Linked DNA regions of Homo sapiens: region 2 is linked to region 1. A link is an interaction called in ENCODE POLR2A ChIA-PET data of the cell type or tissue named here. Cell type or tissue: endothelial cell of umbilical vein. All regions are shown on one strand. Each heading gives the region's core, and the rest is flanking DNA. Links, peaks and the distances in the headings are about the cores only.

The links. Peaks named below come from ENCODE experiments on the same cell type or tissue, not always from the same donor. Only the 100,000 strongest peaks of a DNase experiment are listed, where the experiment ranks them.
Region 2: POLR2A ChIA-PET joins it to region 1 with 6 read pairs; 18 of 35 experiments call an interaction of 5 or more read pairs at or near these places.

What each region holds. Positions count from the first base shown.
Region 1 is chr19:47,382,847-47,387,231 of GRCh38, reverse strand. No RefSeq gene overlaps it. Among named protein-coding and RNA genes, the nearest start is that of MEIS3, 34 kb to the left of the region's middle. In endothelial cell of umbilical vein, for the core only: no CTCF peak of the experiment used is centred there; no DNase peak of the experiment used is centred there.
Region 2 is chr19:47,328,286-47,332,670 of GRCh38, reverse strand. It overlaps C5AR2 (complement C5a receptor 2), which reads right to left and starts at 496. Exons shown (of 2, transcript NM_001271749.2): 1 at 322-496. In endothelial cell of umbilical vein, for the core only: no CTCF peak of the experiment used is centred there; a DNase peak (open chromatin) is centred at 2,020; H3K4me3 peaks cover 252 bases; H3K27ac peaks cover 591 bases.

The DNA of each region.
Region 1 (4,385 bases), core at 317-4,316:
AAATATTTACAATATGCATATCTAACAAACGACTTGTTTCAGGAATATGTAAACAACTCTTTTTTTTTTTCTTTTTTTTTTTTGAGATGGAGTCTAGATCTGTCATCAATGCTGGAGTGCAGTAGTGCAATCTTGGCTCACTGCAACCTCCACCTCCTGGGTTCAAGCGATTCTCCTGCCTCAGCCTCCCAAGTAGCTGGGATTACAGGTGCCCGCCACCACACCTGGCTAATTTTTGAATTTTTCATAGAGACAAGGTTTCACCGTGTTGGCCAGGCTGATCTCAAACTCCTGACCTCGTGATCCGCCCGCCTCAGCCTCCTAAAGTGCTGGGATTACAGGTGTGAGCTACTGCACCTGGCCTGGAAAACAATTTCTTTTTTTTTTTGAGGCGGAGTTTTGCTCTTGTTGCCCAGGCTGGAGTGCAATGGCGCAATCTCAGCTCACCGCAACCTCAGCTCACCACAACCTCCGCCTCCCGGGTTCAAGCAATTCTCCTGCCTCAGCCTCTGGAGTAGCTGGGATTACAGGCATGCGCCACCATGCCTGGCTAAATTTTGTATTTTTAGTAGAGACGGGTTTTCTTTTTTTTTTTTTTTTTCTTTTTTGAGACGGAGTCTTGCTCTGTCAACCAGGCTGGAGTGCAGTGGCACGATCTTGGCTCACTGCAAGCTCTGCCTCCCGGGTTCACTCCATTCTCCTGCCTCAGCCTCCCGAGTAGCTGGGACTACAGGCGCCCGCCACCACGCCCAGCTAATTTTTTTGTATTTTTAGTAGAGACGGGGTTTCACCGTGTTAGCCAGGATGGTCTCGATCTCCTGACTTTGTGATCCTCCCGCCTCGGCCTCCCAATAGAGACGGGGTTTCTCCATGTTGGTCAGGCTGATCTTGAACTCCTGACCTCAGGTGATCTGCCCGCCTAGGCCTCCCAAAGTGCTGGGATTACAGGCGTAAGCCACTGTGCCCGGCCCCTGGAAAACAATTTTTAAGAGTCCACTAAAACCAAACATATATGCGTGTCCTATAATCACGTCCTATAACCCTGGATACATACAGGACAGAAATGTACAATGTATTCATCAAAATCCAGGTACTGTGTGCTCCTAGTAACGTTATTTGTACCTGGAACCAAGCCTGTGCACCTCCGCCTTTCCCACCTCCTGAGCGTCTCCCCTCCACCCACCTGATACCTCATCATCCTTCAGGCCTTAGCTCTGACCTTCCTCCTCCCAGAAGCTGACGCTGACACCCAGCACGTCCCCTCTGATGGGGCCTTTGTTCTGCAGAGGGAGGGAAGGGCTGGTGTTAGGGGTAGGTTTCTGGAAGCCAAATGTCCCTGGACAAAAGAATGGATATATTGTGATGAATTCATGGAACAGAATGAATGAACCAAGCCCATGCAACCTCATGTTGGGTAAAAGAAGCTAGACACAGACAGCACATTCTTGTGAAGTTTTAGAGTGGCCAGCACTAGAGGACAGATTAAGAATGTTGGTCACGGCCGGGTGCAGTGGCTCACGCCTGTAATCCCAGCACTTTGGGAGGCTGAGGCGGGAGGATCACCTGAGGTCAGTAGTTCAAGACCAACTTGGCCAACATGGTGAAAACCCGTCTCTACTAAAAATGCAAAATTAGCTGGGCATGGTGGCGGGTGCCTGTAATCCCACATACTCGGAAGGCTGAGGCAGGAGAATTGCTTGAATCCCAGAAGCAGAGGTTGCAGGGAGCCGAGATTGCACCGTTGCACTCCAGCCTGGGCGACAAGAGCAAAACTCCATCTCAAAAAAAAAGAATATTGGACACTCCTGGGAGACGGAGGAGCTGGGCTGCAGCGGGTGGAGGGCTGCTGGTGTTTTATTTTTTTATCTGGGTGCTGCTGGCACAGGTATGTTTCATCTGGGAAAATTCACCAAGCTGTTTACTTATAATTTGTGCATGTTAGCCTTCAAGAGGAACATTTTAAAAGACTGTTGAGGCTGAGCGTGGTGGCTCATGCCTGTAATCTCAACATTTTTAGGAGGCTGAGGCGGGCAGATCACCTGAGGTCGGGAGTTCGAGACCAGCCTGACCAACATAGAGAAACCCCCGTCTCTACTAAAAATACAAAATTAGCTGGGTGTGGTGACACTCGCCTGTAATCCCAGGTACTTGGGAGGCTGAGGCAGGAGAACCACTTGAACCCGGGAGGCGGAGGTTGCAGTGAGCCGAGATTGAGCCATTGCACTCCAGCCTCAGCAACAAGAGCGAAACTCCGCCTCAAAAATAAATAAATTAAATAAATACTGTTGAATGAGCCGGGTGCAGTGGCTCACACCTGTAATCTCAGCATTTTGGGAAGCTGAGGTGGGCAGATCACCAAACACAAAATTTAGCCAGGTGTGGTGGTGCACGCTTATAGTCCCAGCTACTCGGGAGGCTGAGGTGGGAAGATCACTTGGTGTCAGAAGGCAGACATTGCAGTGAGCTGAGATTGTGCCACTGCACTCCAGCCTGGGCAACAGAGCAAGACCCCATCTCAAAGAAAAAAAGTATATAAACCCCTAGTTTTAGTTAGGGAGACGGATTTGAGACTGATTTCCCATCTCCTCAGCCACGCATCTGATTAAAGCCTTCTTCCTTGGAAAGAAAGGAAGCCCATGGTTCCAGACCAACCTGGGCATCATGGTGAAACTCTCTACAAAAAACAAACAAAAAAACCTATTCACACCCAAAAATTAGCTGGGCATGGTGGCACATGCCTGTAATCCCAGGTACTTGGGAGACTGATTTGGGAGGATCACTTGAGCCCAGGAGGTGGAGGCTGCAGTAAGCTGAGATTGCACCACTGCACTCCAGCCCGGGCAACAGAACGAGACCCTGCCTCAAAAAAAAAAAAAAAAAAAAAAAAAAAAAAAAAAAAAAAAAAACTGTTGAATGGAATCTGTTACCAAAAATCAGGGGTTCAGTCCAGGTCCTGCTGCTGGTCGCACAGAAAGCCAATCACTAAAGCGAGTATTGCCAAGAAGAAGGCTTTAATGAGATGTGCAGCCAAGGAGATGGGAAATGACTCTCAAATCCATCTCCCTGACTAAGACTAGGGGTTTATATACTTTTTTTCTTTGAGATGGGGTCTTGCTCTGTTGCCCAGGCTGGAGTGCAGTGGCACAATCTCAGCTCACTGCAATGTCTGCCTTCTGACACCAAGTGATCTTCCCACCTCAGCCTCCCGAGCAGCTGGGACTATAGGCGTGCACCACCACACCTGGCTAATTTTTGTGTTTTTTAATAGAGACAGGGTCTTGCTATGTTCCCCATCCCAGTCTGGAACTCCTGGACTCAACTGATCCACCCTTATCGGCCTCCCAAAGTGCTGGAATTACAGGCATGAACCACCATGCCCAACCTTTTTTTTTTTTTCTGTTTCTAATATGGTGAATCAGATTGATTTTCAAATGTTAAATCAACCTTCCATTCCTAGAATAAGCCCCAGTTGGCCATGATGTACTGTATTTATATATTGCTAAATATGATGTGCTGAACTCCTATTTAGGGTTTTTGTCTATGTTCATAAGGCTTAGAGTTTTCTTTTCTTGCATTGTCATAGCCTGCTTTTAGCAGCAGGATAATGCTGACCTCATAACATCAGTCAGGAGGCGTCCTCCCCTATGCTGTGGCCAAGTGGGTGTGGGCGAGTATCATTTCCATGTTTGGTAGACGTCACCAGGGAGCCCATCTGAGCCTGTTCTCTTTGTTAACTATGAATTACATTTCCTTAATAGAGTTGTTCCGGTTATCTATTTCTTCCTGAATGAGCTTTGGGTAGCTAGTGTCTTTCAATAATTTTTTCCATTTCAAATGAGTGAATTTCTGTGTGGCACGTTGTTTATCGTATTCTCTTCTCCTTTTCGCATCTGTAGGACCTACAGGTTGTCCTCCTTCCATTCCTATGCCGTGCCTTCTTTTTCTCCTGAGTGATTTTATTGTTCTTTTCATTTTCTTTTTTTCTTTTAGAGATGGAGTCTCGCTCTGTCACCCAGGCTGGAGTGCAGTGGCACGATCTCGGCTCACAAGCAACCTCCGCCTCCTGGGTTCTAGCAATTCTCCTGTCTCAGCCTCCTGAATAGCTGGGATTACAGGCACACGCTGCCACGCCCAGCTAATTTTTTGTATTTTAATAGAGATGGGGTTTCACCGTGTTGCCCAGGCTGGTCTCAAACTCCTGAGCTCAGGCAAACCACCTGCCTCAGCCTGATTTTTTTTTTTTTTTTTTTGAGATGGAGTTTCACTCTTGTCGCCCAGGCTGGAGTGCAATGGCATGATCTCAGCTCATTGCAACCTCTGCCTCCCAGGTTCAAGTGATTCCCCTGCCTCAGCCTCCCCAGTAGCTGGGATTAAAGATGCCCACC
Region 2 (4,385 bases), core at 194-4,193, 54 kb after region 1:
CCCTTGAACCTGGGAGGTGGAGGTTGCGGTGAGCCAAGATGGCACCATTGCACTCCAGCCTGGGCAACAAGAATGAAAACCTGTCTCCAAAAAGAGAAAGAAAAAAAATGCTTAGATCCTTTGACAAGAGCTTTGCTGCTGGGCTGCCCAAGTTAATTCAAGAGCCCAGGACTGTGACGTGCGTTCCAGTGTGGCTGTAATAAGACTGCACTTCTCAAACTCTAGTTCTGCTTCCCAGATTCTGAAAGTAATGATTCCGAGAAGCCAAGATCATGCAATCTCTCTCTCCCTCCTTCCCGCCCTTGTAGCCTCCATCCTTACCGTCTCTTCCAAGAGTGTCCCCACGTGAGTCAAACGCCACTTGGGAGCCCAATCCGGGCCCACAGCCAGGACCCAGGAGGTCTGGGGTCTCTCCCTGCCGTGTCTGGCAGCTGGTAGAGTCCTGGAAATCCGTCCTGTTTGCCAGGGCTCCTGTCGGATGCTGCTGAGCACTGCCACCTCACCAGTCCCAGTGAATCTTTATAAGCAGTACAAAATAGGAGTGGCCTTGTCTCGCTCTCAGGGTGTGTTTGTCCTGTCTTCTTCCCGTGACTCACAGAACCCAAAATTACGGGGTGGCTGGCAGGGCAGGAGAGGGCTCGGTTGGGTGGAGGGCTGATCCCAAGTCCCCAACCCTAGTCTCGAAGTCCCACCTTCCTGGAAGCCAGACCTGCATGCGGTTTGCTCTTTAACGCCTTAGAGGTCTTGGCCTGGATTCTGTTTGCCCACAACATGCCAGCTGCCCCCAGCCACCTCCAGGCCTCTAACTGTGTTCAACCCCTCCCTTCTGCAGCCTCAGGACAGACAAACATCCCTCCCTCCTCCTCGGCTCTGAGGAAGACAGCCTGGGGTCACATTCTCCACAAAAAGACCACAGCAGCTGAGCGCAGGGCCCAACGCCTCAGTGGTAGAAAAAGCACAAACAACTCCTTTCTTGGGCCTCAATTTTCCATCTGTAGAATGGGAAGATGTTGTTGGCCATAGCGATGCTTTACTTTTTTTAGAGATGGAGTCTTGCTCTGTCGCTCAGACTGGCGTGCAGTGAAAACATTATGCCTCACTGCAGCCTCAAACTCCTAGGCTCAAGTGATCCTCCCACCTCAGCCTCCTGAGTAGCTAGGACTACAGGCATGCACCAACATACCTGGCTAATTTTTTAAAATTTTCTGTAGAGGTGCGGCCTTGCTGTGTTGCCCAGCCTCAAGCCATCCTCACACCTCGACCTCCCAAAGGGCTGGGATTACAGAAGTGAGCCACAGCCGTGATAGCAATTCTTAACCTCTTCCAGCATATCACAGTGGCTGAGAACAAGAACTCAAGGGCCAGAATGATGAGATTCATATTCCAGGTCGACACACCCTCATCAAAGTTCAGGGCCTCAGCCCCTCTGAACCTCAACTTCCTCATCTGTGCAGTGGATGTTTGCTATGAGCGTTGGATACATTTAAAACGCACAGAACTGGCTGGGCGCGGTAGCTCACATCTGTAATCCCAGCACTTTGGGAGGCCGAGGCAGGTGGATCACTTGAAGTCAAGTGTTCAAGACCAGCCTGGCCAACATGGCAGAACACCATCTCTACTAAAAATACAAAAATTAGCTGGGCGTGGTGGTGCGTGCCTGTAATCCCAGCTACTCGGGAGGCCGAGGCAGGAGAATCATTTGAACCGAGGAGGCGGAGGTTCCAGTGAGCCGAGATCTCACCATTGCACTCCAGCCTGGGCGACAGAGTGAGACTCTGTCTCAAAAAAACAAAAACAAAAAAACCGGAGCAGTGCCTGGCACATAGTATACGCTAGGCTCACGCAACAGCAACAAGACTGTAACGTGAATTCTTAAAGTACACATACCACGCAGGCTTAGCAAGAGGAAGTGGCTCCAACCCCAACTTTGGAACCTCTTTATTCAGCAGTTCTTTCTGTTTGTGCTTTTTTTGTGCGTGCTTTAGGGATTCAAGGGATATATTTACACACTTCTTTTGTTATTGTTTTAGAGAATGAAATCACTTTGCTAGAGGAAGTTGTTCGTGAGACAAGGAGCTGGGACTCACTGTTTGACCCAGGGCTTCCTCCACTCTGTTTCCCTGACTAGGTGACCCTGCGTTGGCTGACCCTCACCCCGGACCCTCAGAGAGGAAAACATCCCCCAAGTCCCCTCCCCTCCTCTTCTGTCCCGGGAAGCCCCCTCCTTGGGAGAGGAGGGACATCCTGCCAGCCCCAATCTCCTGTGGGAATCTGCCCTGGCCTGAAGAAGAGATTAAGAGGAAAGAAACCGAGGTGGAACCTTCCCTTTATCAGCTCAAACTTTCTTTTTTTCTTTCTTTTTTTTTTTTTTTTTGAGACGGAGTCTGTCTCTGTTGCCCAGGCTGGAGTGCAGTGGCGCGATCTCGGCTCACTGCAAGCTCCACCTCCCGGGTTCACACCATTCTCCTGCCTCAGCCCCCCCGAGTAGCTGGGACTACAGGCACCCGCCACCACGCCCGGCTAATTTTTTTTGTATTTTTAGTAGAGACGGGGTTTCGCCGTGTTAGCCAGGATGGTCTCGATCTCCTGACCTCATGATCTGCCCACCTCGGCCTCCCAAAGTGCTGGGATTACAGGCATGAGCCACCACGCCCGGGAGCTCAAACTTGCTTTAACTTGAAAAGTTAACGATGGTCTGTTCCTCAGATGCTTCATCTTGATAAACTCCTGATACATCCACTAAGTTTTTCAACATACATTTCTTAGAATTGCAGCCAGGCAGGATGGCTTACACCTCTAATCTCCACACTTTAGGAGGCCGAGGTGTGAGGACTGCTTGAGGCTAGGATTTTGAGACCAGCCTGACCAACATAGTGAGATGCTGTCTCTGGGGGAAAAATATATATTTTTTTAATCCAGGGTCTGACTCTTCACCCAGATTGGAGTGCAGTGGTGTGATCACAGCTCACCGCAGCCTTGACCTCCTGGGTTCAAGCAATCCTCCCACCTCAGCCCCCAAAGTAGTTGGGACTACAGGCTCAAGCCACCACACCCAGCTAATTTTTTAAAAAACTTTTTGTAGAGATGGGGTCTGTCTCTGTTGCCTAGTCTTGCCTCCAATTCCTAGGCTCGAGCAATCCTCCCACACTGGCCTTCCAAAGTGCCGTGATTACGTGTGCTAGCCACAGCATCTGCCCCCCTAGAATTTGTTTTAATTAGCCAGGCGTGTTGGAGCGAGCCTGTAGTCCTGCTACTCTGGAGGCTGAAGTGGGAGGTGGAGGCTGAGGAGGGAGGATCGCTTGAGCCCAAGAGCTCAAGGCTGCAGTGAACTGTGAATGCACCACTGCACTCCAGCCTGAGCAACAGAGAAAGGCCCTGACTCGAAAAAATAATTTAAAATTTTAAAAAAATTGCCAGTCACGGTGGCTCATGCCTGTAATCCCAGCACTTTGGGATGCCAAGGTGGGTGGATCACCTGAGGTCGGGAGTTCAAGACCAGCCTGACCAACATGGAGAAACCCCGTCTCTACTAAAAATACAAAATTAGCCTAGGTGGTGGGCGCCTGTAATCCCAGCTACTCGGGAGGCTAAGGCAGGAGAATCGCTTGAACCTGGGAGGCGGAGGTTGCGGTGAGCCGAGATCGCGCCATTGCACTGTAGCCTGGGCAACAAGAGCGAAACTGCGTCTCAAAAAAAAAAAACCAAAAAAACAAATTTTTAAGTGTCTTAGATTTGAGGCTGGGCGCAGTGGCTTACTTCTGTAATCCCAGCACTTTGGGAAGCCAAGGCCAGTGGATCATTTGAGGTCAGGAGTTCCAGACCCACCTGGCCAACATTGTGAAACCCTGTCTCTACTGAAAATACAAAAAAAAAAAAAAATTAGTCAGGCTTGGTTGGGGAGTACCTGTAATCCCAGCTACTCAGGAGGCTGAGGCAGGAGAATTGTTTGAACCTGGGAGGTGGAGGTTGCAATGAGCCAAGATGGCACCACTGCACTCCAGCCTGGGCGACAGAGCAGGACTCCGTTTCCAAAAAAACAAAAACAAAACAAAAATCTTAGATTTGGGAAGGCAAAGATTTTCTGGTGTCCCTGGAGCTGAGGGCTGTCACTTGGAGGTCTGGGGGTTGCTATGGGCCAAGAACAGGGTCTCTACAGGCCTCGGAAGGCAGGAGGGGGGCCAGTGTGTACGTGCAGGGGATTCTCTCTCAGCCACCCTGTGAAAAGCCGAGCACTACCCCCTCAACTCACCAGCCATTTCCTCCTGGGAGAAATTTTGAATGAGAACATCCTACAAGGATTTTTTTTGCTTCTTTTTTTCTTTTTCTTTCTCTTTTCTTTTTTTTTTTTTTTGAGACAGAGTCTTGCTATGTCGCCCAGGCTCGAG